Linked DNA regions of Homo sapiens: all the other regions are linked to region 5. A link is a loop called in an ENCODE intact Hi-C map of the cell type or tissue named here. Cell type or tissue: heart right ventricle. All regions are shown on one strand. Each heading gives the region's core, and the rest is flanking DNA. Links, peaks and the distances in the headings are about the cores only.

Region 1 (6,228 bases), core at 873-5,872, 460 kb after region 5:
TGGCTCTGTCACTCCCTATCAGTGTTCCCTTGAGCAAATTACTTCTTTTTGCCTCAGTTTCGCCCCCCAACGCCTCCCGCCTTTTTTTTTTTTTTTTTTTTTTTTTTTTGAGACAGTTTTGCTCTGTCATCCAGGCTGGAGTGCAGTGGCACAATCTTGGCTCACTGCAACCTCCGCCTCCCAGGTTCAAGCAATTCTTCTGCCTCAGCCTCCCAAGTAGCTGGGGATTACAGGCATGTGCCACCACACCCAGCTAATTTTTATGTTTTTAGTAGAGACAGGGTTTCACTATGTTGACTAGGCTGGTCTTGAACTCCTGACCTCAGGTGATCCACGTGCCTCAGCCTTCCAAAGTACTAGAATTACAGGCATGAGCCACTGCGCCCGGCTTTTTCCTCATTTTTAAACAGGAGAAATAATGGTACTTATCTCAGTGGGTCATAAGATTGTTGTGAGGACTAACTGAATCAGTAAATATTTATACTGAGAATGTATTATACTCAGTACAGGTTGGTTATAATAATTTTTTCTTATTTTAAATATTTTTTACAGAGATATTTCTAGTTGTCAGATAATTCTCATTACCTGAATAAATCTAACAACATAATGCATGAAAAACCAAGTTGCAGAATGAAACACAACATTGTACTACTTGTATAAAGTTGTCCAGCCTAGGCATCATAGTGAGACCCCTATCTCTACAAAAATTTTGTTTAATAATTAGCCAGGCATGGTAATGCACACCTGTAGTCTCAGCTACTCAGGAGGCTGAGGTGGGAGGATCACTTGAGCCCCAGAGGTTGAGACTGCAGTGAACCAAGATTGTGCCAACTGCACTGTAGCCTGGGCAGCAGGTGAGACCCTGTCTCAAAAAAAAAAATAAATAAAAACTGGCCAAAAATGGGGAGGATTGGGAGAATTTAGATTATATCTTATATTTTTGAGACCACCAAACCCAGGCAAAGGACTTGACAACAGTCTTGGATTTGATGTCTACCAATTTCTGGACCACAAAGGAAAGAAATTGATTTATCCTCTGAACTCTTAATATTTACTAAACAACTTAAGACACAGAATCATTAGAAGGCTAAATGGTTTAAAAACAGAGTTCAACTGGGCCTGGTGGCTCATGGCATTAATCCTAGAACTTTGGGTGGCCGAGGCGGGAGGATCACTTGAGCCCAGGAGTTTGATACCAGCCTAGGCAACAAAGTGAGGCCCCATCTCTACAAAAAATACAGAAATTAGCCAGGCATGGTGGTGTGTGCCTGTGGTCCCAGTTACACAGGAGGCTGAGGCAAGAGGATTGCTTGAGCCCAGGAGGTCAAGACTGCAGTGAGCCTTGTTTGTGCCACTACACTCCAGCCTGGGTCACAAGGCGAGACTATGTCTTGATAAAAAAGGACTTCAATCCATTCATCCCAACTACTGACATTTATAGAATCTGGCACATCAAGTGAATACTGGACAATGCTGGTGGATGAATATACCTCTCGTGCAGAAATTGTATGCCTTGATCTGAGCAATCTAGAAGGGTTATAGACCATTCTGAGTTTAAGGATACTTGTACTGTTCAATCTGAGTATCAGGTAGTAAAACAGGAAAAACTGTAGAAGATGCTTATAGTCATCCCATTTAACTAAATGGATTACTCACTATTCTGTAAATCCCACTAACTAATGAGCATAATATCCTAAATACTCATTGCTTATAGGCCATTCTCTTTCTGCTCCTGCTAACTGAGTTGTATGTTTACATAAGCCAGTTGTGTTTTGTTCCTGATTAATTATATAGTTGTTAGATGTCACATAAATAGATGAAATATGAGTTATATACATGAAAAGCATCAATAAGGGATAGAATAAAACCTGCAATATAACTTATGTATTCTTTATGGACATACACAGGTAAAAAACAAAATGGGAATGATAATATGTAATTCATGATCATGGTTACCTCTAGGATAGGAGAGAAATAGAATCAGGAGAAGTATACAGTGGACTTGTATGTATTGTATGTCCTTTCTTTAAAAAAAAAAAAAAAGAGAGAGAGGGAGGGACAAAGCAAATATGTTTAAGATTTGATAAAGCCAGGTTTTGGATACAATTTTTTCTATTCCTGTCTTCCTTTTGTTTGTCTCTCAAGACTAAGCAAAAGAAAGACTCCCAATTTCATCAGAAAATGCTCTAAAATTAATTATTAAAGTGATTTAATATCTGGACTTGGTCAGGCCAGAGCAGAATCACAGGAGGACTTGCTAGCACCATCCCTGAATTGTGCAGTTAGTTAGGTACACTTATATTCCAGGGACCAGAACTAGATAGGAAATCTCCAGCAATTTAGACAATGAATCTCTCTATTATTCTTTAAGACCATTACATGTTTATGGAAAAGACCTGCCAGCTAGCCTTCTTTCCTGAAATCTGGTTTTCCCTGAGCTCCCAAACGAGAGCCTTGAGCTTGGGGAACTAACATGTCTAGCCAGACAGGCCTTCAACAGGCCCCTCATGCTGATATCTTAACCTTTCCCTTAACCATCTCATCTCTCAGATGATTTGCATCCTTTATTTGGATTTGAATCTGGCCTGCTGGTTGGTGAGCCCCATGAGTTTATTCTTCATATCCTGTCCCATGCTGGGTTTCCTTTGAAAGCTTTGTGGAAAATGAATGGCATTGCTTAATCTAGTACCTTCACGGGCTGTTTTTTCTAGATAAAGAAGGAAGTCAACACATTCTTAAACATCTCATAAAATTGCATGGCACAATACCACTTTTTTTTTTAGGACAGAATCTTAAAAATTATTATGAAATGTAAATATTGTTGCCAGAATTGAAGAGAATGAAAGAGAGATGTGATTTGACAAAAGCATTCCCAACCAGCACCACCATCTCACACCCTCAGTATGAGTTAAATCTCATCTTTGTGCAATATTAAAAGATTATGATGCTAGTATACAGACCAATTTGTAAAACCATCTTGTCTTGGGAAAGTTTTTCTTCAAACCAGAGAAATTATTAGAATCAAAAAAATAAAATAAACACAAAATAATAAAAAAAATTTTTTTAAATAAATTATCACAATCAGAAGATAGTTTTATCCATAGATGCTTATTTTCTCTGTTTACTAAAATTACTGCTACTGTCCCAGGTTATACTGAATTTGAAACCCTAAAGTCTCATTACATCTTTCCCTACATAATTATATTACAGGTTTGTTTTGTAAAATATGTTCATTTTGTATCTTACAGAAACAACGTAGAGTAATGGAAAGCTTTATTTCTGTTCCCATCTGTTCTACTCATCTTACCATATGACCCTGAACAGTTCTCTTTCTTTATAGATTCTCTCAAATGCACAGTGAACACCTGAAATATTTACCTTACCACCCACTTTCTAGCCCAAGCTGACTGCAAAGTTCCATTTTTGCAATTTGTAGATCAAGCCATGATGGAGTCTAGGCAGAATAAAGTGATACTGCCCTCTGCTGGTCCTGAGAACACCCATCAGTGGAATGGCCCTGCCCATCCTCACTGAGGGACACAGTGCTCCCTGCTTGTGGTTGACCAGACAAAGCAAGAAACCACAAAGAAAGAAGGCAAACTGCATGTCTAGAAAAAGAATAATATTTTAAGTATTTGGGGGTTAATGATTTCTAACGCACATATCAGGAGATCATTTTATCTGCAGGCACTTATTTTCTCTGTTTACTAAGACTACTGCCACTATCACAGATGCCATAGCCGTTTGTGTCTGTCTTGCCACCAAGTGTTTGTACTATAGTCACTTCACCCTGCTGTAATGCTCACCTAGTAAACAGGCTGTGGGTTCTGACCCTTTGGGCCACTGTCACTCTGTCTTGCACCGTTTTTCTTCCTTGGAACATATATAGTCCCACTTTTGCTCAAACTATTTAGATTAGTTTTTGCATATTCAACTTTTAGTTTGTGCATAAACATGAAGATACAGGTTGAGTATATCTAATTCAAAAATTTGGGCCACACTTGGTGGCCTAATCCTATCCCAGCACTTTGGAAGGCCGAGGTGGGGGGATTGCTTGAGGCCAGGAGTTCAAGACCAGCCTGGGCAACATAGTGAAAACCTGTTTCAAGAAACATTTTTTTTTTTTTTTTTTTTGAGATGGAGTCTCACTCTGTTGCCTAGGCTGGAGTACAGTGGCGCGATCTCAGCTCACTGCAACCTCCACCTCCCAGATTCAAGCAACTCTCCTGCCTCAGTCTCCCAAGTAGCTGGGATTACAGGTGCCTGCCACCACACCCAGCTAATTTTTGTATTTTTAGTAGAGACGGGGTTTCACCATATTGGCCAGGCTGGTCTTGAATTCCCAACCTTCAGTGATCTGCCTGTCTCAGCCTCCCAAAGTGCTTGGATTACAGGCGTGAGCCACTGTGCCTGGCCTCAAAAAACATTTTTTAAAATTAGCCAGGCATGGCAGTACATGCATGTAGTCCTAGCTACTCAGGAGGTTAAGGCGGGAGAATCCCTTAAGCCCAGGAGTTCTAGGCTGCAATGATCTATGATTGTCATCAGCCTGGGTGACAGAGTGAGACCCTGTCTCCAAAAAGAAGAAAGAAAATTCAAAATGCTCCAAAATTCTAAACTTGTAGTGGGCTGGCATGATACTCAGAAGAAATGTTCATTGGAGCATTTCAGATGTCAGATTTTCAGATTTAGAATGCTCAACCAGTAAATATGATGCAGATATTCCAAAATCAGAAACACTTCTGGTCCCAAGTATTTCAGATAAGGGACATTCAACCTGTAATGTCAACTCAAATGTGCCAAGGAAAGCAAATATACACCATCAGTGTGAAAAATACTGAAGAAAGGTGGGGCTTCATTACACCCTCAGATTCCTGTACATCTCTGTTAAGTTTTAATAAAAGATGTTTAATTAATAACTTTTTTGGCATGCTGATTATCCTAAAAGTACTTTGTGAGAATCTGATAAGGATTTGTTAAAAGCTCAGTTTTTTGGAGTTTATCTATATGAATATAATTTCAAGACTTCAACATTTTTAGAGTTGCCATTGATTATGTTATGCTGCATTTGTAAGAAATGGTACTGCCCTGAGTATACTCATGGTAAAGGCAGTTGAGAATTACAGTTTTATCTCATTTGAATTTAGTGCCTTTAAAATCTCTTTCAGGCTGGTCATGGGGGCTCACATCTATAATCCTAGCACTTTGGGAGGCCAAGGCAGGTGGATCACTCGAGCCCAGGAGTTCAAGACCAGCCTGGGAAATATGATGAAACCCCATCTCTACAAAAACCCCATCTCATCTCACTGCAACCTCCACCTCCCAGGTTCAAATTTTTCTACAAAAAAAAGCTACAAAAATTGCTGGGTGTGGTGGAGCACACCTGTAGTCCCAGCTACTACAGCTACTAGGGAGGCTGAGGTGGGAGGATCTTTTGAGCCTGGGAGGTTGAGGCTGCAGTAAGCCATGATCATGCCACTGCACTCCAGCCTGGGTAACAAAGCCAGACCTTGTCTCAAAAAAAAAAAAAAAAAAACTGTTTCAAAATAGGCTTGTGTACTGCTACTGAAACAATTGTTGGTCCTTACAGTAAAGGACTAAAAAATGAAGGAGGAAAAAGTGTGTAATCCATGTCCCAAGTGTCTTCATGCAGAGTATAGAAGGAGCTTGTGATTCAGTGTGTGTGGCTTCTGCTTACGCACTCACAAAACCACACACATTTTGTTCATGATTTCCCATAGGTAGACAGTAACTGTTTCTTAAATGAGCAGATAGGCATAATGAAATCCAACAATGATCCCTGTGCACCCTCAAAGAACTCCTGATTTTTGCTTCATAGCCACAACTTACAGCCACTTAATAGGGAGAATTGAGGTTATAGCCAGTTACCTCAGCAGCAGTAACACAGTCCTATCTTGAAAGGGTCTTACAGATGGCATGTAGTACACAGAGACTCTTTAAGGCAAAATCACAACCACCCAGCTTCTAACTACACAGGTACTACATTTCGTGGTATGCAGTTCTAGACCAAAAAGGAGATTAGCATGTATTGAGCGTGTAATTTTTACCAGATGTCTTATATATCTGGTATACGTCCCTAAGAAATGAACCAACTTTTGTTGTGTAACAGTTATATAACCTTAGTAATCATCTTCAGTGTCCAGCATTTCAGGAGAAGACACTCAGCTTATTAAATTGCTTCGAAAGAAAACTTATCAGAAACTTTAG
Region 2 (6,228 bases), core at 660-5,659, 350 kb after region 5:
AGGCAGGAGAATCGCTTGAACCTGGGAGGCAAAGGTTGCAGTGAGCCGAGATCACGTCATTGCACTCCAGCCTGGGCAGCAAGACAAGACTTCGTCTCAAAAAAAAAAAAAAAAAAAGAAGAAGAAGAAGAAGAAGAATATGAGATTTATAATTGTGCCTTATGGATATTTCATTGCCCAGCATTGAACCAAATAGAATCCTAATGGGAGAACAAAACTCAAATACAAGAAATAACTAGTCCAAATCAAATAAAATCTACGCCCTTTACATTTCCGCAAAATGTTAATTTCACTACCAGGTTAATTTCACTACATGTCATCTACACTGATGATATTTATACTGTTTGCCAACTGTGAATAAAGGAATTTTTTAATTATAGGAAGGAAGTAAAATATTGTGATTACCTTTAGAGAGTCAAGACATAGACATAAACGACTTATATAGATAATGATGATGAAATGAAGCCCTGCCCGCAAAGCATAGGCTTCAAATTGAACCCCCCTCCCGTCCTATCTGATTTCTTTGTTCACTTATAAGTCAGGTTTATCATGATCTAATTTTTATATACAGTAAAATGTATACTTTTTAATCTACAGTTACGAGTTTTGACAAATGCATGAAGTCATACAACCACTAGCATCACAATAAGTAGGTAGAGTATTTCTATCACTCCCCCAAAGTTCCTTAATTCTCCTTTATAGTCACATCTTCCCACCACCTCAAACACTTGGCAACCACTGATCAATTTTTTTGTCTGTATAGTTTTGCCTTTTCCATAATGGCATTATGTAGTTTTTTGAGTTTAGCTTCATTCACTTAGCACAGTGCATTTCAGATTCAATCATGTTGCTTCATACAGTTGTTTATTCCTTTTTCTGAGTGGTAATCCACTTTATGGATGGACTAAAGTTTTATTTACCTGTTGACCAACTGAAAGACAATTTTAGCAATAATGAATAAAACCACCCCAAACATTTGCATAAGTTTTTGTATAAATATAAGTTTTCATTTCTCTTGTATGAATACCTAGGAGTGGGAGGCTGGAATATATGGTAATACAATATTTAACTGTATAGGAAACTGCCAAACTGTTTTCTCAAGTGTCTACGTTATTTTGCATTTTCACCAGCAGTATATTAGCATTCCATTTGTGCCACATCTTTACTAACACTTGGTATTGTCAGTTGGTTTCTTTTTTTCTTTTTTTTTTTTTTTTTTTTTTTTTTTTGAGTCAAAGTTTCGCTGTTGTTGCCCAGGCTGGAGTGCCATGGCACAATCTTGACTCATCACAACCTCTGCCTCCTGGGTTCAAGCGATTCTCCTGCCTCAGCCTCCCAAGTAGCTGGGATTATAGGCATACACCACCACACCTGGCTAATTTTATATTTTTAGTAGAGGCGGGGTTTCTCCATGTTGATCAGGCTGGTCTCGAACTCCCGTGAGCCACCCGCCTCGGCCTCGCAAAGTGCTGGGATTATAGGCATGAGCTACTGCACCCGGCTGGTTTCTTTCTTTTCTTTTTTTTTTTTTTTTGGGCGGTGTTGGGGGTGTCTTGTTTTAGCCTTTCCAACAGGTATGTGGTGGTATCTCATTGTGATTCTAATTTGTATTTCAGCAGGTGAGTGAGAGTATAGGACTGTTAGCTGGTCACTGTATGTTGCCTTCGTACTTGTGACAAGAGTACTTGTCTTAGAATAGGAAATCTCTATCTGGAGTCATGAATTAGAGCAGTGGTTCTCAACAGGAGCAACCCTCCCACCCTACTTCATGAAATTGGTCTGGAGACATTTTTGGTGGTCACAGTTGGAGGGACTGTGCTACTGTCATCTAGTGGATAAAGGCCAAAGATACTTCTAAACATCTTACAATACACAAGACACCTACTCTTTATCGCAAATAATTATCAAGCCCAAATGTCAATTAGTGCATAGGTTGAGAAACCCTGAATTAGGGCAACCAGCATATCAAATATTAAAGTCATCTACTTGTATTAAGGATAAGACATTCAGTTGAATGTCTCAGTCATCTCACAAGGATGTGATCCTTGAAAGTCCTATGAAGTTGGAAAATTGAGGATGAGTCATTCCATCAATGTCATGTACACTACCAGGCAACTCTAAAGAGTCCAGTTACGTTTTGACAATGTTTAACAATTTACTCCAGTGACAGTATTGCCATCAACTGTATTAGAAAAAAAATTTGTGTCACTTGCTATCCCACATAGCTCTAAGTATAATTTGTGCACGTTAAATAATTTCAAATACTTGAATTAATCTGGGAAACTTGATAAGCTCTAACAATATCATATTGATTTGTCTTTCAGTGCTGAGACCAATACATAGGAAAAATTTTCTTTTTCCCAAGGTGGCTGTTGCCTACTTTGAATTTCCATTGGGGTTTGGGGCTTTTGTTGTGCCTTGCTTTGCTTTTATTTGAAATTAGTTTCAAGCCTTGTATTCTGTAACCCCTAGGCATATTCTCACTTAGCCTACCAAAGCTGGGGGTAGCTGGGCGTGCTGCAGGGGGGAGGGGTGCTGCAGACCAGATGATGTGTGTATATGTCACTTTTTCATGTCTGAGAAAAATCATTCTACCTCGAATTACTAAAGTATACTCTTAAAGCAGGATTATAGAGACCATTCCTTGAAAATCATTATCCAAATTCAAAATGTAAAAGACAGTGCATTCTGCCAAACTCTTTTCAGTAGTTTATTTTGGTTACTTTGGAAAAAAATGTTGCCAGGTTCACTGTAAGTGTTTAGTTGTCTAGCCCTTGTTTATTACTTTATATTTGCATTTCTCTGGAATCAAAGATGAAAATTTGGCTGCTGCTTTGTACTGTCGGAAAATAACGGATTTCCTTATTTCAACAAGGAGATTCAACACAAAATTTGGCTGTAGCTTTTAATGAGCTTGGTGACGTTCAAGGGACCAGTCCAAACACATCTTGTGTTACAAGTAAAAGCAGATGTTTTTAAGTATATGCAGAATACAGTGAGCCCTACCCTAAACTTCCTCTCATTGCTATTGTCTTCTCAAAAGTCATTTCGCGACCAAGTTAGGTTCAAGGTAGCAAATGTGGTCCTTTACATTTATCATGCTGCCCGTTAGAGGGCAGCAGTATACAGACTCAGGAGCCAGAAAACCAAATATTACTGTATTCTGGGGCATAAGTCTTTTTCGAATCTTCTAAACACAGCTAAATATATCATAATTTAACAAAATCCCTAATCTGCATTTTGGTGTAGAATATCTATATAACTACAGATATTCAACTTTGAACTTTGTTTTAACATGATCTTTTTTACAAGCTTGTAAATTAATGCTTGTAATTCTAAATTGTGTATGGATTTGGTTTACAATATTTCTAATTGCTTCTGGGAAGACTCTATTTAAAACTTATTGGAGGGCTGGGCGTGGTGGCTTACGCCTGTAATCCCAGCGCTTTGGGAGGCTGAGGCTGGTGGATCACGAGGTCAGAAGTTTGAGACCAGCCTGAACAACATAGTGAAACCCCGTCTCTACTAAAAATACAAAAGAATTAGCCAGGCGTGGTGGTGCACACCTGTAATCCCAGCTACTTGGGAGGCTGAGGCAGAAGAATCACTTGAACCCGGGAGGCAGAGGTTGCAGCGAGCAGAGATCGCGCCACTGCACCCCAGCCTGGACAACAAAGTGAAACTCTGTCTCAAAAACAAACAAACAAACAAAAAACATATTGGATACTACTACTATAATTACTAAAATGTAAGTAGTTGGTAATGTGTTGGAAATCTTGGGAGAAAGAGATGGCTTTAGTTATAGAAGCATGGTACCATGCCATAGAATATGCAGAGAATAAGAGAATACATATTTTTTAAATGAATGTAGCCAAAATTTTTGGAAAACAGCCTTTAGATTCATTCTGGGGTGGTGTGTGTGTGTGTGTTTGTGTGTTCTAACAGCTTTACTGTAACAGCTCGTTCAATACTCATAAGAACCTTATGAAGTAGGTACTATATTATTATCTTCCTTACAGATGTGAAAACTACAACACATGGGGTAAGTGAATTGACACTGCACCAGGTCACACTACTAGTAAGTGGCCAAGCTAGAGTTTGAAACGAGGCGTTCTGAAATCAGAGATCATGAACTAAAAATACTTTGTTATACTACCTCTCATTGAATTGTCTAACCTTTCCCCCTGAATTGTCATGCCACCTATCTCTATCATATTTTCTCACATAGTCCTGTTTTGGGGCTCTCTATTCTATTCCATTCATCCTTTTAACCCTTCACTAATAACAGTTGTTGTACTGTATTAATTATTAAAGGTTTATGTAAGTTTTGATATCTGGAAATCTTAACTCTCCCACTTAACTCTTCTTCAGAATTTCCTTGACTATTTTTGGTCTTTGTATGTCCCTATGAAGTTTAGGATGAACTTACCAAATTATAGGACCAACTCTTTAGAGATTTTGACTAGAAGTGATATGTGCATCCTTCTTTTTCTTTTTCTTTTTCCTTTCTTGAGACAAGGTCTCACTCTGTCACCCAGGCTGGAGTGTGGTGGTGCAATCACAGCTCACCACAGCCTCCATCTCCCAGGCTTAAACTATCCTCCTCCCTCAGTCCCCTGAGTAGCTGGGACCATGGGCAGGCACCACCATGCCTGGCTAATTTTTTATTTTTTTGTAGAAATGGGGTCTCACTATGTTGCCCAGACTGGTCTTGAACTCCTGGACTAAAGTGATCTGCCCACTCCGAACTCCCAAAGTGCTGAGATTACATAAGCATAAGACACTGTGCCTGGCCAATGCATCCTGCTTTTTCTAAACCACCCCAAGTCATTTTTGGAAAAAGACAGAAGACAGATAATATAACAATAGAGAAAAATATATATATATAACTAGAAAAAATACTGGTGTTACTAAGATTATTTCTACTTTTATTTTTCCAAGTTTTAAATTTTATTATAAATATTTACTTCATGGGAAATATATTTAGAGTTTTAATTTTTATTATAAAGAAAATATAGATAGAAACCAAAGTAATGAATATACTTTAAATAATTCAGACCTCAAGATCCATATGAATTACCTGGCCAGCCTGAAAAAAAAGATACCTACCCAATATGTTTTAGAGAATTGATATTTATTATTTTTGGGAAGACAGTATATGAGTAAGAGTCATGCCTAAAGAACAGAGAAGAACAAAAACACTACTTTTTGAAAAGGGCAGTTTTAGACACTACAGGCCAGTGACATTGGTGTTAAGTCCAGACAGAATTGTAAAACACTTTTTCAACATTTGGTTTAGAAAGAGTGATTACTAAGAGTTGGACTAAGGATTTACTTACTTATTTTTCCCTGTCTTTGCTAGATATGGGGGGAAATACAGAGCATGTATGAGAGCTGCTTTGGCAAGAACAGATTTTAAATCTGATTTCACCTTCTGAGGAGCCTTATATAAGATAAGCTTAATTATATAACTTAGGCAAAGTTGTTTTCCCTGCATCACATAATAAGGACTAGAGCAAGAACTGGAACCCATGTGTTTTGACACTTACGGCAGTGGGAGGAAGCAGTGTGTTTCTATTATATTGCTGAGGCATACTAGCTATATCATCTGCCTTAGCCCAACATTTTCTTTATCTAGGTCTGGGCCATATAACCAAAAAGAATTGTGGGGAGCAGCCCTAAGAAGTGATGGCAGTTGGCCATTTTAAGTGTCAAGAGGATGTATGGGAGGCTGAGGCGGGTGGATCACGAGGTCAGGAAATCAAGACCGTCCTGGCTAACACAGTGAAACCCTGTCTCTACTAAAAATACAAAAAATTAGCCGGGCGTGGTGGTGGGCCCTGTTGTCCCAGCTCCTCGGGAGACTGAGGCAGGAGAATGGTGTGAACCCGGGAGGTGGAGCTTGCAGTGAGCCGAGATCACGCCACTGCCCTCCAGCCTGGGCGACAGAGCAAGACTGCGTCTAAAAAAAAAAAAAAATAGGATATATGGGATAGTATTGAGTTTAATCTACAGCATGAATAACATAAGTTCAGTGGGAATAAGGAATTTTCTGGTCGCAAAGAATAAGTGTTAGAATTGGTCAAGAATAGTTGTAAAGCAGCCTTCCCTAGAGAACTTTATGAAAGAATGGATTCCATTCTACCTGGAGTGTTTGAGATCTAATCCTGCTTAACTAGATGACTAAAAAGTTCATGCCAACCCAAAGAGTCTACAAAAATATTAGCT
Region 3 (6,228 bases), core at 439-5,438, 110 kb after region 5:
CAGGCTGGAGTGCAGTGGCGCAATTTCAGCTCACTGAAACCTCCGCCTCCTGGGTTCAAACGATTCTCCTGCCTTAGCCTCCCAAGTAGCTGGGTTTACAGGCACTTGCCACCACATCCAGCTAATTTTTGTACTTTCAGCAGAGACGGGGTTTCACCACGTTGGCCAGGCTGGTCTCTAACTCCTGATCTCAGGTGATCCACCTCCCTCGGCCTCCCAAAGTGCTGGGATTACAGGTGTGAGCCACCGCGCCTGGCCACAAGAGGCCCTTTCCATACTGTGATTCCTTTCACAACCCCACACCCATGGTTTTATTCCTGGGGAGTCTGCTGTGTTCTTGGTTAACAGATGGTTCTACATGATGTGTTGGCACCTGTCAGACTAAGAGCTGACTCTGGTAGAAACGGCCAGTTGTCTCCTAATACTATTTTTTTCTCCTTTAGAAATAAAACTCTTGTGTTTTAGCAGGGCAATTGTCTAAGAGACTAAGAGACTCCCTTGCTATTGGGTGTAATCATGTGACAAGGCTTTGGCAAGTGATATGTAAGTGAAATTGTTCTTCCAGAAATTCTCCTTAAAATATTCTATACCTTCCTCCTTCTCTTCCTCCTCCTCCTCTCCCTCCTCCTCCTTTCTTCCTCTTCTCTTCTTCTTTCTTTTCTTTTTTTCTTTGTGCAAGGGAGCATGGGGTCTTGCTCTGTTTCCCAGGCTGGAGTGCAGTGGAGCAATCTTGGCTCACTGCAGCCTTGACCTTGTAGGCTCAAGCAATTCTGCCACCTCAGCCTCCTGTGTAGCTGGGACCACAGGTGTGCAACACCACACTCAGCTAATTTTTGTGTTCTTTTTGTAGAGATGGAGTTTTGCCATGTTGCCCGGGCTGAACTGGAACTCCTGGGCTCAAGTGATCCTCCTGCCTCAGCCTCCCAAAGTGCTTGGGATTACAGGCATGAGCCACTGTGCCCAGCTTCCTTCCTTCCTTCTTGATTTCTACTTGAAACATGGATGTGATGTTTGCAGCTCTAGCAGACATATTAAACCATGAGAACAAGGGTCTAAACCTGTAGATAGTGGAGTGATGAACCTGAAGAAGCTGGATCTTTGAGCCCATAGATCTGACATTGATCCTGAGTGTTGTCTTCGAGACATCTTTTATATGAAAGGAAATATACTTTTATCTTGTTTAAGCTATTAATGTTTTAGGTTTTCTGTCATATGCAGTGGAACATAATCCTAGTGGAGACACTGAATGCTTAGATGGATAACGTGCCATTCTCTGAGATAGAGAATGGAGGGAGAGAAGATACAGATTTTATAGAAATAATAGAAAATCCCAATTTGGTCATGATTAATTTGCTGTGTTTATGGAAATGCTTAATAGGGGGTACAAACAGCATTGGGAGCTTGAGAAATACTCTATCTGTTACAAGAAGGAAATGATTGTCTTCAGGAGAGTGAAACGTTAAGGAAAACAGCTGGTAGTAAAGTATATTATAACCAGCCTCATAACTTGTTTGGACAGATAAACAATCTGTAATGCTTTTTGCAGGATAGGAAGTTTGCGTTTGAGAGAAGAGTTGAGCAGAAAACACACGGCTTGGATTATCTGTGCTGTAGATGCGATGCTCCAGGGTGAACTTTGAGTTGCAGATAGGAAGTTAGAGATGGGAAAAAAAAAAAAACAAATTTGTGGAGAGGAGAGCATTGTAGGCAGGGGACATGTTTAAACTGTATTTGGGAAGAAGAAATTTGTCACCTGTATTTGTGTAATGAGAAAGGCCTACTTGATTTTGAAGGCACAGGTTGCTGGAGAACTAAGGATTTTTGTAACTTCTCCTTTATTGACTTAGGGTTAGGGAATACATTGATAGGGACACATTGAATGAGTTTTAATGAGAAATTTATGTGTATCATGTCCAGTTGCATTATGCAACAGATACGAATTTCTTGTTTAAGGAAGATTAACATAATAGCCTTTGCTGTTTTTTAATCAATAACTTTCCTCCCTAGTTTAAAAATGTTGTATTTAAAAAATCTATGCTGAAACTAAGCACTTGCTATGTACTAGTCTTATCTGCAATTGGAAGAAAACGTAAATATAACTTAAACATAGTGAAAGTGGTACAGTTAAGTCATAGAGAATTGTGTTTTAAATTTTCAGTTGTATTTTTTTTCTGAAAGGATCAATGTTTTATAGATACTACCAATATATTAATGTTTTTAAAGCTGGTTCCAAGAAATTTGTCTGAAATTTTAATGTGGCAGTGTTTTCTCTGCTGAATTATCAAGGGAGGCTAAATATTCTGTGGTATAGTGGTAATAATTTTCGTAATACCTTGATAGGCATAGATAATACTGCAGAAATTGCCAAAAAACAGCTTCTTTTTTTTTCTCCATTCTGTCCCTCCACCTGTGTTCTTTCCTGCCACACGTCTTCACCGCCTCCTTCACCCCCTCCTTTGCTGTAAACTTAGTTTCTCAGAATTCTGTAATCATGTCTTTGTAAATTTTCAGTTTGGTTCATGATAACTGTAACAAGTTCAGAAAGAGGTTTCTCATTCTACATCATACAAAATGAAGGTGTTTATGAAGTAGCCGGGAGTTCTTTGCCAGCAGACAAGTTATTGAGGCTTAGTTTAAATTGGTATAATTTAAACTGGTATAGTTTTCCTAACAACATAATCTATCTGGAGGAGATTTTGGTCTGCTTTTCAGATCAGCAATCATAGTGTTATGCCATCTAGTGGTAGATGTATGTATTTCACATTTTTTGTTGGTTTACCGTGCCTGAAGTTTAGAGCCAGGAGGGACCTAAGATCACTTTACAGGTGGGAGACCAAGGCTTAGAGAAGTTAGAGGATTTGCTTAAGGTCACCAGTTAGTGACAGAGCTAAGATAAGCCTCAGATCTCCTGATTACCAATGTAGTATTCTTTTCAAAACATGGCAGTGTTTTTCTTGAGGACTTTCTTAGATTAGTTTATCAACCATGGGAAGGTATTTATATTTTAGATGATTTCTGTGTATTCATAATTACTGTTGATAGCTTTAATGTACTGGTGTTTTAATAGGCCCTTGTACTCAGAAGTTAAGGGAAATGGATATCATATTTACCTTTGATAAGACATAGTAGTTTTCTTTAAGTAGTTAAATAAGTGCTTGTGAGAGAGGGTTGAGCTTGTTTTCCATTTGTTACAGTGAGAAAAAATATTAATTATTGTGCCTTTGGGCTTGCCCTTGTATGATCTAGTTTTTTTTTCCCATAGAAAAGGAAGTATTAGGAGAGAGGGCCCTAGGACTAAACTTATCTGTTAGGGTCATACTCAGATTAAGTTTTGTGTTGAAAAAAGAATCAATTCTGACAGTGCCTTCTGGTCCCTCCTCACCCTACCCTGGCAACTAAAGGTTGCAAATCAGGCAAGCAGTAAGCTTCAAGGACAGAGAAGTTTTAAGCAATCTTAAAGGTTGTTGGAATAAGCATGAAGAATATTGCCCTGGGAAGAGGTTTAGAGCCAGCTGATATCAGAACACCAGCTATTGGACTGGAGAAGTATTTAAGTACTAGATTGAGGATGACTTGGATTTGTATTTTTGTTTTGCCACTGATGCTCCGGTATTGCTTCTTTTGTAATTTCCTTTCTGTTTAAACACCTTCCTTCAGCCAATCTTCAATGTTAGTGTAGTTTTTTTTGCTTTGTTTTTTTTGGTCCAAGAATGTCTGGATTTTCCTCTCATTCCTTAAGGGTAGTTTCGTGGGAAATAGAATTCATAGTTGATAGTTCTTTCTTTCAGCACTTGAAAAATGTTGTGCTGCTTTCTTCTGTCCTTCATGGTTTCTGATGAGAAATTTGCTGTCATTTGAATTGGTGTTATCCTGTAGGTAAAATGTTTCTCTCTGGCTTCTTTCAAGACTTCTTTGTTTTTAATTTTCAGATGTTTAATTATGATGTATCTTAGTGTAGATTTCTTTTGAGTTTATCCAGTATGAGAGTCACGCAACTTCTTGAATATGTTTGGTGCTTCACCAAATTTGGGAGTGTTTTAGCCATTATTTCTTTGAATATTCTTTTAGTTCCCCTCTTCCTCTCCTCTTTTCTGGGACTCCAGTGATATGAATAGTGGATCTTTTGTTATGGTCTGTGGACCTCCCATGGGTTCCCAATGTTCTTTATATTTTAATTTGTTTTCTCTCCGTTGTTCAGACTGGGTAAATTCTACTGATTTCACCTCAAGTTCACTGATTCTATGCTATGCCATTTTCACTCTACTATTGAAACCATCCAGTGAGATTTTAATTTTGGATATTTTATTTTTTAGTTTTATAATTTCTGTTTGATTTATAACGTATTTCTGTGCTGATATTTCTATTTTTCATTTGTTTCAAGAGAGTTTATGATTTGATGTATTTTTAAGGTAGCTGCTTTAAAATCTTTGCAGATAATTCTTCCATCTGATTCATGTCTGTGTTGGCATCAGTTAATTGTCTTTTTGTCATTCAAGTTGTGATCTTTTCTGGTTCTTGGTGTAATGGGTGCTTTTTTACTATATCCTGGACATTTTGGCTGTTATGTTAGTTTTTGTGTTTAGAGTTAGCATGTAGACCATAGTCTAATTTTGTAGGCTGTTGTTCCAGTGGCAGTTTAATTTTCAGAGCCTTTTCAGTGTTATTTTGATTTTCTTGGTTATTTGGTTTTCTTTGTTTATTTAATGCTGGGGCCATTAAATATAGCCCTTCTGTCACCTCAGGCAGCACTAGAGCTCCCACTGGTGCTGCCTGAGGTGGCAGAAATCATTCCCCAGGCTGAGCTGTTTGATGTCTCTTGGTGGGGGAGGGGACTCTCAGGCTACAGGGACAAAGAGGTTTTGCTGGACCAGGCTACTTTGTGTGGCACGATGTTCATTATTGGTGCTATTTCACTGCCCTGATGTCACTGGGGAGTACATGAGAGATTCTGACTCATGAGGACAAAGAGACTACCTGGGCCAGACTGCTTGTTACAGTGGAGTCTCTCTTACTGGTGTCCTCTGACTACCCCAGTGTTTCTGGATTGGGGAGGGAATTCTTAAGCCCATAGAAACAAAATGTCTGCCGAGGTTACTTGATACAGCGAGATACCTCTTGCTGGTGCTAGCTGGACACCTCAGTTTCTCTTGGTTGTGTAGGAGAGCCTTAGGCCTGTGATGACAAAGGCTTCCCAGGCCATCCTGCTTATTGTGATGGGGTCTCTCTTGCTGGTGATGCCTACTCACATGGTATCTGCCTTTGGGGAAAGGGAGTCAGGGCCAGGAGTGAAGGAAAGTGCTTTCCCTGGCTGCTTATTATCACTGTGGCTGTCTATCCCCTGCTCATGGTTCTGGGCTTTCCCTGTGTTGTTAGTGGAACTTCTGTTTGATCTGGGAGATGAGTGAGCCTACCTTGGCTGCCTTCTGTTGTTAACCTGGGGATTGGGACATGCTAGGCCTGGGTTGCCTTCTTCTGTTTGGTAGAGATAGGTAAGATGTCCTGCCATTGTGTTGTTCCTCCATTCCGAGGGTTACAAAACAGTTTACTTTCCTCTTACCACCTTTCAGAGTTCTCCTTTGGTTGCCTCCTGTGTTATTTATAGGCTTATACTTAGTGGGGAAGAGCAAGAAAAAATGAGTCTATACCATTGTGTCTGATCAGAGATTCATTAAAGAAAATCCTTTATTGACATATAATTTACATACCGTAAAGTTCATCCTTTTAAAATGTAAAATGCAGTGGTTTTAGTATATTCAAAGAGTTGTGCGACCATTACCACTATTTATTTATTTGTTTATTTATTTTAAACTCAATTTTATTTTAAGTTCTGGGATACATGTGCAGGACGTGTAGGTTTGTTAAATAGGTAAACATGTGCCGTGGTGGTTTGCTGCACCTATCATCCCGTCACCTACATATTAAACCCCACAAGCATTAGCTATTTTACCCTGATACTCTGCCTCCCCCCTCCCACCTCCCCCCAACAGGCCGCGGTGTGTATTGTTCCCCTCCCTATGTCCATGTGTTGTCATTGTTCAGCTTCCACATACAAGTGGGAACATGCGACATCACCACTATTTACTTAAAATGTTTCATCACCCCAAAGAAACCCTATATCCGTTAGCAATCACTCCCTTTACCCCCTTAAGCCCTTGTCAACCATGAATTTACTTCCTGTCTCTTTGAATTTGACTTTTCTGGGCATTTCATATAAATGGACTCATACAA
Region 4 (6,228 bases), core at 385-5,384, 800 kb after region 5:
TAACTTTTTAATTTTAAATAACCAAATTTTATAATTTTGTACATAATTCAATGTAATGCCAATATAATTAGCATTTCAGCTTGAAGAGCTGGTTTTTAACAGGGATGGGAAACTATAAATTATTCAAACAGTCTGCAAACCATGAGATACAAATAAAAATGGACAAGCATATAGTAGAACAAAAACCGCAGACACTCTACTAACTGGGGAAATATCTGAAGGCTTTACACCCTTTATTATCCATAATGGCTTTTGGAATTACGATTGTGTGACATATAGAACCTTTGATATTTTAGATACAGCCTTTATTTTTTTTTCCACGGGAAGTTAAAAATCCATCATAAGACTCCATAAGACTTTACTAGTCTTGCATGTAGACTCTAGGAGTTTGTGATCTGATAAAAGAGTAACATGAAAATTTACTGTATTGCCCTAATTTCATACTTCCTTGTACACAATGAATCACTCTGAGAATCTATTCCAAGGGTTATATACACAAAAGTGTCAAGAATAAAATGTTCTCCACTCTCGCATAAAAATGTGTACAGTGTATCAGGAATGGAAAACTTCTAATTTTCCTGGGCCCGGGCTTCATGGATTTCTGCTGCCAGAAGATGAAAGACTCCTTCTGCTTTATTGCTCCATTGTTCTGAGGATTAATCATCCAACCCTGGCGTTTCTCCTTGTTGGATTCTAGACGCTATTCTGATGGCTTCTTCCAGAGATGGCTGTTCTCCAAGCTGAAACAGGAACACACACATCAAACGCTAACAATTCAAAAGCCACAGTCAAGAAAATGCCAAAGAAATGTTATATGCCAGAAGTGAAACTTCTCTCTGTAATTCTGACACTTGGGATTGTTAAAATACTACTGCTAACTCAAACATTAAGAGAACAAAACAATTTCCTGCAGGGGAGAATAATGCAATGCAATTTCTTTTTCTTTTTTGAATTTCAAATCCTATGTGCAGCCAGGCCTGGTGATATGATGAGGTCTCAGCGGGGCATGGTGGCCCATGCCTGTAATCCCAACACTTTGGGAGGTGGAGGCAGGCAGATTGCTTGAGCCCAGGAGTTCGAGACCAGCCTGAGCAACATGGCAAAACGCCCCATCTCTACTAAAAAAATACAAAAATTGGCTGGGCGCGGTGGCTCACGCCTGTAATCTCAGCACTTCGGGAGGCCGAGGCGGGCAGATCACGAGGTCAGGAGATTGAGACCATCCTGGCTAACACAGTGAAACCCCATTTCATTTCTACTAAAAAATACAAAAAAAAAATTGCTGGGCGTGGTGATGGGTGCCTGTAGTCCCAGCTACTGGGGAGGCTGAGGGAGGAGAATGGCATGAACCCAGGAGGCGGAGCTTGCAGTGAGCCAAGATGGTGCCACTGCACTCCAGCCTGGGTGACAGAGCGAGACTCCGTCTCAAAAAACAAAAATTAGCTGCGCATGGCAGCGTGCACCTGTACTCCCAGCCTGCCGTGCCTGGCCTGCAATTTACTTGGGATTTTGATAAAATCTTCATACAGTCTGGCCATGGTGGCTCATGACTATAATCGTAGCACTTTGGGAGGCTGAGGCAGGAGGATCACTTGAGCCCAGGAGTTCAAGACCAGCCTGAGCAACATAGTGAGACCCCATCTCTATTTATTTTTACATAAATAAAAACTAAAAAAAAAAAAAATTCATACATGCAAGAGACAAAAGATGCTTACCTCAGCCAACAAAAGAGAGCTTCTTGAGCCTTTAGCTTCTATACCCATAAACTACATAAAGCCAACAGCTGACATTTCCTGGAGTGTGTTCTAACTCTTTATCAAGTAAACACGTGGGCGGAAAAAAAATCTCCCTAAGGACAGGTAATCTGCACCTAGCCCCTAGGATTCTATTTTACTTTACATTCTAATTTTTTTTTTGAGACAGGGTCTCGCTCTGTTGCCCAGGCTGGAGTACAGTGGTGCGATCTTGGCTCACTGCAGCCTCAACCTCCCTTGCTCAAGTGATCCTTCCACCTCAGCCACCTGAGTAGCTGGGACTACAGGTGCACACCACCACACCTGGCTAATTTTTGTATTTTTGTAGAGATGGGGTTTCGTCATGTTGCCTGGGCTGGTCTCTTATTTTTTGAGATGGGGTCTCATTTGTTACCCAGGCGGGAGTGCAGTGGCACAATCTTGGCTCACTGCAGCCTCAAATCTCCTGGGTACAAGTAATCCTCCTGCCTCAGCACCCCCCAAGTAGCTGGGCACTACAGGCAGCCGTCACCACACCCAGCTAATTTTTGTGTTTTTTGTAGTGATGGTTTTCACCATGTTGCCCAGGCTGGTCTCTAATTCCTAAGCTCAAGCTACCTACCTGTCTCAGCCTCCCAAAGTGCTAGGATTATAGGGATGAGCCACCATGCCCGGCTGCACCTAAGATTCTAAATTCTCTGCTTCCCAGAGAATGATTCCTTCTAAGTCTTCTGACATTCCCCACTTTAAAATGGGGGCTGTGCAAGGATTCTCAGAGGACTTATTTAGGATTTGTGTTTCCACTAGGTTTTTCTCTAAGGAGTAGCTCTTAAGTGCTTTACAGACCCCTGCCTAATTAGACTTTTATTTTGAGAGTAAAGATGCCTGGGTGGGTGCACACAGGGATATATACCTGAAGGTTTTTTTTCTTGCTATAAATTCCCCTAGAATATGCAAAGATGGGTAGAGAACAAAGTGCTGGTCTTTTTGAGTCCACCTCAAATACACCGATTTCCTTAAAGTAGGCTAGGTGATAGAGATTATTCTACACCTTGCCTCCTGTAAAGGTTATACACGAAGCACAGTGTACAAAGTTGAAAGCTATGAGCAGCACTGCTGTCGACTGAGGACAGTATGCCTTGGTACTCACCTGAACTGCAATCTGGGTGCCATTGGATGTTGCTACTAAGGTCAGAGGTCTGGTTTCTGTGGTTACTAAGTGATGGCTATGCTGCTGGTGCCCCATTTCTGATGAGGCAGTATGGAATGCTGCCAAGTCTTGAGCTACAATTGCAACCTTAAGCAAAACAAAACAAACCATACACATAAAGAATTAAACCTGCGATTTAAATAGGTTAAAGTCCACTTAATACAATGGATTTCTTCAAATTGAAAAGGAAAAACTCCTCTGACCATAGACTTGTCAAAGCCTATATTGAAAGGAGGTTTATTTGAGGAAGTTGAGGCTCATTATCTAAGGTTATGAAGTGAGCCAACGGCAAAATAGGGTAGAGAACACTGGAGAAATGGATCTGCTATGCCAGGCCCCATTAGCCAGGGAGATGTGGCTGTACCTAGATTCTATTACCCCTAAGTGACTGCTTGGGAAGTTATGTATGTGGACTAATTTGCACCTCAAATGTCCATTTTTTTTTCCTGAGATTGGCTCATAGGAGAAAATAAATGATTTTTTTCCTCTTTACTTGTCGTATTTAAAATTAGATTTCCATTTAACTAGGAAAACTGAAAGGACCAGTGGTACTACTGACAAACAGCATCTCATCTCATACTCATTTCCCATTTTAGACTCCATGGAATCTTCCCATACTCCTCTTGCAGCATCTAGCCAGGAGGATTAAAAGGGCTTTTGTGGCTCTTATACCACAAGTACAACTTTTTAAAAAAATGCAGATAACATGGAAAATGGCAATTAACTATTTCTGTTAGATGATATTCTAAAATTTTACTCAGCCAAATTCAGAGAAAGAATAGATTAAAAATGAAAACTGCTGTTTTACTTGGCTATTCATCCACTAAAAATGCTACATTTTAAGCTAATAGATATTTAGCTTGGATCAATCCCAATAATGTTCCCTAATTCTATAAGAAAAACAGATTTCATTCCAGCAATGTCTAAGTAGCTTATATTGGGCTAACCTTCCTGCAGATAACAATTATAAACCCTTGACAAAAATATGAAAAAGCAACTATATGAAGGCTTTGAGGAGCAATGACAAGCAGGAAGAAACTAGAGGGGATTCTCAAAAGAAGGGAGTCACACTGTGTTATATCTGTGTTTAAATAGATTTCACACTGAGGGCACTACCCAGTTTGAGCAGCCTGGGGCAACTTAAGGTTAAAGATAATGGAGTCCAGGGCTGCCAGAATAGCAGTACAGAGAAGAATAGCCCAGAAAGCAAAGAATTTGAGTGGGAAGCCCCCAAATCTTTGTATAAACTGTCCTCAAATCCTTTTTTTTTTTTTTTTTTTTGAGGTAGTCTCGCTCTGTCGCCCAAGCTGGAATGCAATGGCTTGATCTCAGCTCACTGCAAACTCTGCCTCCCAGGTTCAAGCGATTCTTCTGCCTCAGCCTCCCGAGTAGCTGGGATTACAGGCATGCGGCACCTCACTCGGCTAATTTTTGTATTTTTAGTAGAAACAGGGTTTCTCCAAGTTGGTCAGGCTGGTCTCGAACTCCTGACCTCAGGCGATCCACCCGCCTCGGCCTCCCAAAGCGCTGGGATTACAGACGTGAGCCCCCGCGCCCAGCCAGAATAATAATTATTATTATTATATATTTTTTGAGACGGAGTCTCACTTTGTCGCCCAGGCTGGAGTGCAGTGGCGCCGTCTTGGCTCACTGCAAGCTCCGCCTCCCGGGTTCACGCCATTCTCCTGCCTCAGCCTCCCGAGTAGCTGGGACTACAGGCGCCCGCCATCACGCCCAGCTAATTTTTTGTATTTTTTAGTAGACACGGGGTTTCACCGTGTTAGCCAGGATGGTCTCGATCTCCTGACCTCGTGATCCGCCCGCCTCAGCCTCCCAAAGTGCTGGGATTACAGGCGTGAGCCACCGCGCCCGGCCTCAAATCCTTAAGACCCCTCAACACAAATATTTCCGGTTTCCAACAACATTCCAACAAGACTGGCAAAGCAGCATCTAGAAGGCTGAGAAACTAAGGAGAGCTTTCAGTGCAACTCACCAAAGAGAGACGGAATTTGAAGTTTCAATCTTACCAAGTTAGGAGGTAAGATTACGTCCCAGGACTAAATATTCACCCTAAGACCTTATAGCAACACTGAAACAGACCTGCCTTAACAAAGTACAAAACCCAGCCACAACACGTAATTTAACTAGCTAATAGAAAAAAAAAATCAATATTCTCCAGAGAAAGATAACAAAATTCAGAATCTCTATAATGTGTCATCCACAAGGTCCAGAATGCAATTTAAAAATTACAATTGCTTAGCCAGGCATGATGGCTCACGCTTGTAATCCTAGCACTTTGGGAGGCCGAGGTGGGTGGATCACCTGAGGTCAGGAGTTCGAGATCAGCCTGGCCAACATGGTGAAACCCCACCTCTACTAAAAAAAAAAATACAAAAAATTAGCTGGGCATGGTGGCGGGTGCCTGTAGTCCCAGCTACTCGGGAGGCTGAGGGAGGAGAACCAGGTCAAAGACAAATTAATATACATTCTCCATCTGAAGAACCTTGAGAAAGATTGTTAAAAACCCCAAATAGGCCAGGTGTGGTGGCTCACACCTGTAATCCCAACACTCTGGGAGGCCAAGGCGGGTGGATCACCTGAGGTCAGCAGTTCGAGACCAGCCTGACCAACATGGTGAGACCCCGTCTCTACTAAAATTACAAAAATTAGCCAGGTGTGGTGGCCGGTGCTTGTAATCCCAGCTACTTGGGAGGCTGAGGCAGGAGAATCGCTTGAACCCGGGAGGCGGAGGTTGCAGTGAGCCGAGAGCGTGCCATTGCACTCCGGCCTGGGCAACAAAAGCGAAAACTGTCTCAAAAAAACAAAAAACAAAAAAGCCAAATAGATTCCCAGCAACTTGTAAGACAACACCTAGTTAATATACATGTAACTAGAGTTCCAGAAGGGCAGTAGACAATTTAAATTTTTTTTTTTTTCCCCAGAAGCAGTGGCTTGTACCTGCAGTCCTAGCTTCTTGGGAGGCTGAGGCTGAGGGATCCCTGAAGCCCAGGAGTTTGAGGCCAGCCTGGGTCCCAGCTACTCGGGAACACTTGCCTCAGCCTCCCAAAGTGCTGAGATTACAGGTGTGAGCCACTGCGCCCAGTCCTTATTTCCTTCCATTTACTTTTTTTGTTTAATTTTTCTTAAGGTAGAAACTAAGATCATTCAATTTAAACCTTTTTTTTCCAATACAAGCATTTAAAAGAAATTTTCCTCTAAGAATTGCTTTACCTTCCACTGACTTTTTTTTTTTTTTTTTTTGAGACAGGGTCTCCCTCTGTCGCC
Region 5 (6,228 bases), core at 637-5,636:
ACATCATCAGCTTCCCATAGTGAGTAGTTCCTAGGACTTGGATAACATTTCAAGCTTGACATGGCTAAAACAATACCATATCTGCAGTTAACTTTAGGTGACTCACCAGAAGAGCTATTTTAAACAAATTTGTAGCGACTAAGATTACATTTGTTCTATGAAAAACAGACTGAAAGGACAAAAGGCTAATGCAATATTTTTGAAACGCTCTTTTTAAGCTCAATGAAGTCCTGCTGTATTTTCTTGACAGCATCCTAGTTACCAGGCATAACAGGAGGGGCAATAACTGGTATCTAAACCACTCAAGAAACAAGCATGTCTTGACACCATCCAGCAGGAGTATATGTTCATCAGAAGACAGGTTTGTAGAAATAGTGATGGCCATGTTCATCTAGTCACCAGGGATTCTAATGTATTCCCTTTCAAAATAATATTGGTCAGGCTAGAGCTCTGGTAGCCTTGTGAAGGGTATGGTTTACCAGTCACCTGGCCTGCCTTAAGGTCATCTTCAGTTCTCCTGGCAATTACTATACTCTCTTCTCTATCCCAGAGTGCAGACACATTTCTGTATTTAGTTCAAAGAAAATCAACAGCACAAATTCATAGGGATTCCTGACAAAGCCAGAAGGTCAGAGCTAGAAGCAGATTGGGGCTTCTAGCTCTGACCTTTCAGCTGAGACAAGATTTCTAAGGGGAGAAGAATGAACAGATGTGAGGAATGGGGTGCTCTCATGCTACTCAAATGAAGCACAAAGGTAAACACCAACCTCATTATTCTCCTGAGAAGTTGCTTATTTTCCTGGGGTGGGGAACCTGGGGGCAGGCAGAACCTTCAAGGCCTGAGAACTATCAAGAGACTCTTTAGGAGGCGAGGAGAAGCTGAAACCACTATCCCAACCCAGTTCTCCTGAGTTTTCCTTCCTGCTTCGGGTTTCCCACTTCATTTCCCATTGCCGTGGCATCATGTCAGCCCCTACCTGTGAGGAGATACTGACATTTCTTTAGTGTTATACAAACTCCTTCCCTGAACTCTTCTTCACATAGCTGAGATAGGCTGGAACTTTTCCAAAGCCTTTACAAAATACTGAGGGAGAACAACGGGGACATAAACAAGAAAATACATGAAGCATAAACATGGTCAAGCTTGTGCAATATGTTAACAATCATAATATTTAGGGAATGAGACACAGAAGGGAGAAATGTTGTACATAATAACCTTGTTTGATAATTTTTAGGAACTGTATATACTTTATAAGTAATACACATTTATTTTGACATATACAGTATTAATTTTGGTCCTACCATAGCATTCTAGCTCCCATGGTTCACTCCACTTACAGACTTTCCACCTGATTAACTCTGAGACTCTTCCTTCTGTTCCTTTCTATCCCCGTCCCTCCCCAACAGGTCTCACGAACCTTCTGGGAAGAACAACGGGTGATAAGTTTGACCATTCAGTCAATAAATGTGCCAGCTATAATGCCAGACACAGTGATAAGCCATCAGTTACCTTCAATGCTTATCGATACCACTCAAATGCCTTTTCTCTTTGATAGGAGAAAAGACCAAGGGTCATTTCCTTAACACTTCTTTCTGTGTCCATCTAAAAAGTCACTTAGAATTATATGAAAACACACTTAATAGACTCAGTAATCTCTGCCAAGAAAAAGATCTTGGTTGAAAGAATTCTCAGCTACAACAATGACTGCAATCAAAAAGAACTCATTTACATACAAATGGATCTTCCCAAAGAAGGCAAAAAGGAAAATCCCACTTTCTGATTTGGAGCAGCAACAAGCCACTAATATAGTCAAGGCAAGGCAGCCTCTGTCCTCTGGATGCCTCCAATAAGATGACTAAGGGCTTTATCAAGCCCATCTAAGCTTATGACTATATTAATGCTCCAGTGCTCTTTATTTGAGCTCCGAGGAGCCACTGTTTTCCTCATCCCTCTCATCATCTAACCTGAGCTCAAGTATTCTCACCTGGGTGTGATTCAAATGGAGCTAGCCTTTACTTTCCTGGACACTCGTCTTCCTTAATCTGCCTCAGTTTCCTCAAGGAAGACAAAGATAAAACATCTGGAGACACCACAAATGAACCTCATCACAAATGAACCTCAAGCTGAGAAGAGCACTTCTGAGAGGCACTTCCAATACCACCCACTGACACCCAGCAGAGAATAGTCTGTGCTTGGGGAATTTACCTACTGCTACAGTTTTCAGACATCATTGGCCCATAAAGAAAAGACACTTAAACCTATAAGCCTCCTGGGTTTTGCTCTGGAGCCTCACTGGTCAGAGCCTTGCGTGAACTCCCTTGGAAAGTTGTCTGGGATCAAGGAGTCTGCCCTTGAGTCTCAGCAAGGGATGAGGGAGGCAGGACTTAATGGACTGAAAGAGAGAAGCCACCCATGTGGTCCAACAGTTCATCCTAGGAAATGACAGTCCAGTTGGTACACAACTACATAAACTTATATTCCAAAATCCCCCAAATTCACCACCAAGGCACTTGGCTAAGATAACCAATATACAATCAACCTAGAACCGTTTCAAGAATTTATTCCTAAAGAAACAGCAGGTGGCAGCAGAGTTTTACATTTTTTTTTTTTTTTTTTGCCCTTTGGACTGGAATGAAAACAAAGTGTCACGGAATAATCTCCTCATCTCTGAGTCAGCCAATTGGCCCAGAAACGGGCATATTGCCGTCTTGTAACGTGAAGAGTATAGCATCTTCTCAGAGTGGGCTCTGTGCACTTTGACAAGAGAATACAACATCACCCGCCACCCCCAGGCCAGAGACCTGCCTGGTTCTGTAGGCCAAGTAGGAAAATGACTGCCCCAGAATGACCAGATCACAGAGGCTGTGGCCCTGAGTTTCATATTCATTTTCCCAGTATCAAGGTGTTGCTCATTTACAATGTGGAGGCCCTCAAAGAAAACTGAGTATGATTAAGTGGAAGAATGCCTAGGAATTGAGTATACACCTCACAGCATTTTCACCATCTATTATGATATAATCCATGGCAGAAATGTAGGGGCAAAAAAAAGTGGAAAAGGGGAGTTAATAAAATCTGGTTTCTGGTGTACTTAGAGATTTAGAGATCTCTGAAAGCTGCATCACCACCCCACAGCTGCTGCAGCTTGGGCTCAGGAGCAGGCAGTGCCAAGACCACTGTCTGCTTTGGCCTCAAATACCTTCCTTGACTTAGTATTGTGCTTGGCTCCCAACTTCCAAGTTGTAGCTGGAAAGTTTCCATTGTCACAGTGTAGCACCAGAGTTGGAACCCAAGTTTTTGCTGAATTGTTTTGCAGAGCAAATCCAGTTTTGCCTTTAAGAAGTGACTGGTCAGCCGGGAGCAGTGGCTCACGCCTGTAATCCCAGCACTTTGGGAGGCCGAGGCAGGCAGATCACGAGGTAAGGAGATCAAGACCATCCTGGCTAACATGGTGAAACCCTGTCTCTACTAAAAATACAAAAAATTAGCTGGGCGTGGTGGCAGGCGCCTGTAGTCCCAGCTACTCAGGAGGCTGAGGCAGGAGAATGGCGTGAACCCGGGAGGCGGAGCTTGCAGTGAGCCGAGATTGCGCCACTGCACTCCAGCCTGGGTGACAGAGCGAGATTCCGTCTCAAAAAAAAAAAAGAAGTGACTGGTCAGTTTGTTCCATCCCAAAATGGTGATTCAGAACTCTCTCAGACACACCTTAGACTGAGATACTTTTTTTTTTTTCCCCTTAGATTAGAGAAGGAGGATTTCCTTATGTTGCCCAGGCTGGTCTTGAACCCTTGACCTCAAGCAAGGCTCCTGCCTCAGCCTACCAAAATGCTGGGATTACAGGCCTGAGCTGCCTCACCCAGGCTGAGATGTTTAATTTCCATCCAAGAGGAAACTTTCTTATCATTTAAAGTAGAAATGGAAGGATGGAAGAAGGTGGGGGTAGGGCTGGAGGAATTTTAATTGTTATTATTTTTTTTAAGTATGAAACTTGTTCAGGAAAAAGATAAAGTTAAGGACCTTGTCTCCAGGATCCCAAACAGATTTTGCAAACATATATTTGTGGGTTTTCTTTTTGGAAGTAGAGTTGACAGAAAAGTGAGTAGCTTTAACTCTGTAGCAACACAACTCCTGGTGACCAAAGAGAACATTCCTGAAGATCCAGTGGAGGTAGAAGACGTTCATTTATTTACATGACATGCAGCCTCAGCCCCAAACATGTTTTTTGTTTTCTTTTTCTGCAGAAAATATGATTTTGTTCTGACAACTTAAGGACACACTTCACAGCTCTCAGCCCAGAAAGGGTCATTTAAGATTATCTAATAAGGAAAACATTGTATAATTCCTTTGAATGTAATAAACAATATCTTTTGGAGCAACCTGCAGCAAATGTTCCAAATTTCACATCAACATTTAATTCCCCCTCTGTGCGTATGTTCTACACTCCCCAAAAAATGATGTTAAAACATTTAATGCAGTGAATTGACAGCACCAGGAAAATATTTGGGCTGTCTGGAGTTGCCATTATTGGCTTTAATTATGACCTACTGGCTCTTGGGTCCTAAAGCAGCCAGAAAATGAGATATGTGTGCCAAAATATTCATTAGAATTCCCTTCTCAGTCATTGTATAGAAAGAACAAGTTTCCTTCTGGCTCCCATCTTCAGTATTTTAAGTGGAATTATTAATATGCCAGATTTTTTAAAGGATCAGTCAGTAAACAAGATTATGTGCATACCTTGTATTTTGCATTTTAAAAATCTTGAAAAGGTCAAATGTCCCCTTTGCTATCATTGTATTACTGTGAAGAAAGAATTGTTTTTGCAGCTATGGAGTTAACCGGTACTATCCACCCAGGCCTCCTCATCCAAACCCTGCTCTCTGGAACTGACTTGATCCTATACGCTTTGGAACTGAAAGTACTGATGAAGCACAGCTTGGGTCTCCCAAGGAACTAGTCAGAAAGGTGGTTTAATTTCTCCCGCTTTTCAATGTTCATTTCTCCCTGAATATAAGACCTCAGAAGGCTAGAGTCATAGAGGAAGAATCTTTGAGATCCTTGATGCCATGTCCTTATTTTAGAGATGATTAATCTAAAGAGAAATGGTATATTCACTGCTTTACCTTTGTGTTCTGGCATTGAGAAAGAGCAGGTGCTTTTTTTTTCTTTATTTTTTAAACCACAGCATCCTTAGTCGTTACTCTTAAACAGAATTGCCATTTAATGAGCTTATACTATACTGCCAGGCAGGGGTTGTTGCTTTCATCCATGTTATATCATTCATCCTTACAACAAGCCTATAAGGTAAATATTATTATCCCCATTTTATAGCTAATGAAACTAAGACTTGGGTTAAGAGATGTGCCCATAATTACAGGGCTAGGAGGAGGGAGAGTCTGTGTAAACTCAAGGTTGTCTAACTTCAAAGCCTATGTCCTCGACTATACCACTTCCCTGCCCCCATCCTGCCTGCCAAATGAAACAAGGCCAGACTAGAAATCAGTTGGCATATCTTGGGCTCTCACATTGCTTTAATTTTTCAAGTAGTGGGGTGAAGAAAGAGTCCTCCATAGTGATAAAGTGGAGAGAGATGCCTGTGCCCAAGCAGTCTTCACTTACCAGAATGTGCCAAGAGATAAACAGGGACCATATAGATGCAATTCTCCCCTATTAACTACTTGTCATGTTTAACATGACAGTTCACCCTGAAAGCTTTTGAAAGACTTCCCAGTTTTTAATAAAGTTGGCTGATTTGGTCCTGACAATTTGTCTTTCATTTAATAGAAAATTGGAAGGGCAATTTGGGTCAGATGCTTATTTTGGGAAAAAATAATTAGGAGTTTTGTTTTCTCTGTGCGTGTGTGTGTGTGTGTGTGTATGTGTGTGTGCGTGTGCGTGTGCGTGCATGCTCAAGGTCGTACAGGGCTGAAAGAGCAGATGTGGTATGAATTAAGGAAGTTTATCTGATGATTGTCTATAGTGGCACAGATGATGGGGTTATTGCCTGGAAATGCTTGTGTTTTCCATGGAAACATGGTTTGGGAAGAAACTGATGTTTTAGAAAAACTAACAAAGTTAAGATCAAGTTGGAATGTTATGTGTTAAATTTAACAGCATGAGATGAAGACATCTGGCAAACATCTTAAGTTTGCTAACCTAGGTGCCAGTGAAAACTGTAAACTGAAAATTTCTTTCCCTCAAAGAGAAAATTCATATACCTGGGTTAGTTATAA

Evidence for each region. A loop is a pair of places that touch in the nucleus more often than their neighbours do. Peaks named below come from ENCODE experiments on the same cell type or tissue, not always from the same donor. Only the 100,000 strongest peaks of a DNase experiment are listed, where the experiment ranks them.
Region 1: a loop joins it to region 5, with 7 times the contacts of the local background. A loop is called at or near these places in 52 of 110 quality-filtered maps.
Region 2: a loop joins it to region 5, with 4 times the contacts of the local background. A loop is called at or near these places in 21 of 110 quality-filtered maps.
Region 3: it touches region 5 in a loop (4-fold over the local background); 24 of 110 quality-filtered maps call a loop at or near these places.
Region 4: it touches region 5 in a loop (3-fold over the local background); 7 of 110 quality-filtered maps call a loop at or near these places.

The regions. Positions count from the first base shown.
Region 1 is chr11:9,859,570-9,865,797 of GRCh38, reverse strand. The region is part of intron 17 of SBF2 (SET binding factor 2); the gene reads left to right. All of the region lies in intron 1 of LOC101928008 (a long non-coding RNA gene), which reads right to left. Among named protein-coding and RNA genes, the nearest start is that of LINC02709, 100 kb to the right of the region's middle. RefSeq lists an enhancer at 2,321-2,880. In heart right ventricle, for the core only: a CTCF peak has its summit at 3,487 (motif pointing left); a DNase peak (open chromatin) is centred at 3,508.
Region 2 is chr11:9,969,962-9,976,189 of GRCh38, reverse strand. The region is part of intron 13 of SBF2 (SET binding factor 2); the gene reads left to right. Among named protein-coding and RNA genes, the nearest start is that of LINC02709, 210 kb to the right of the region's middle. In heart right ventricle, for the core only: a CTCF peak has its summit at 3,112 (motif pointing right); no DNase peak of the experiment used is centred there.
Region 3 is chr11:10,204,761-10,210,988 of GRCh38, reverse strand. The region is part of intron 1 of SBF2 (SET binding factor 2); the gene reads left to right. Among named protein-coding and RNA genes, the nearest start is that of SBF2, 86 kb to the left of the region's middle. In heart right ventricle, for the core only: CTCF peaks have their summits at 2,527 and 2,749 (motif pointing left); no DNase peak of the experiment used is centred there.
Region 4 is chr11:9,522,042-9,528,269 of GRCh38, reverse strand. ZNF143 (zinc finger protein 143) reads right to left here. Exons shown (of 16, transcript NM_003442.6): 15 at 2,884-3,030; 16 at 1-740. The coding sequence ends at 657. Among named protein-coding and RNA genes, the nearest start is that of WEE1, 49 kb to the left of the region's middle. In heart right ventricle, for the core only: no CTCF peak of the experiment used is centred there; no DNase peak of the experiment used is centred there; H3K27ac peaks cover 1,267 bases.
Region 5 is chr11:10,319,561-10,325,788 of GRCh38, reverse strand. All of the region lies in intron 1 of CAND1.11 (a long non-coding RNA gene), which reads right to left. Among named protein-coding and RNA genes, the nearest start is that of CAND1.11, 14 kb to the right of the region's middle. In heart right ventricle, for the core only: CTCF peaks have their summits at 2,354 and 2,559 (motif pointing right); a DNase peak (open chromatin) is centred at 2,708; H3K27ac peaks cover 639 bases.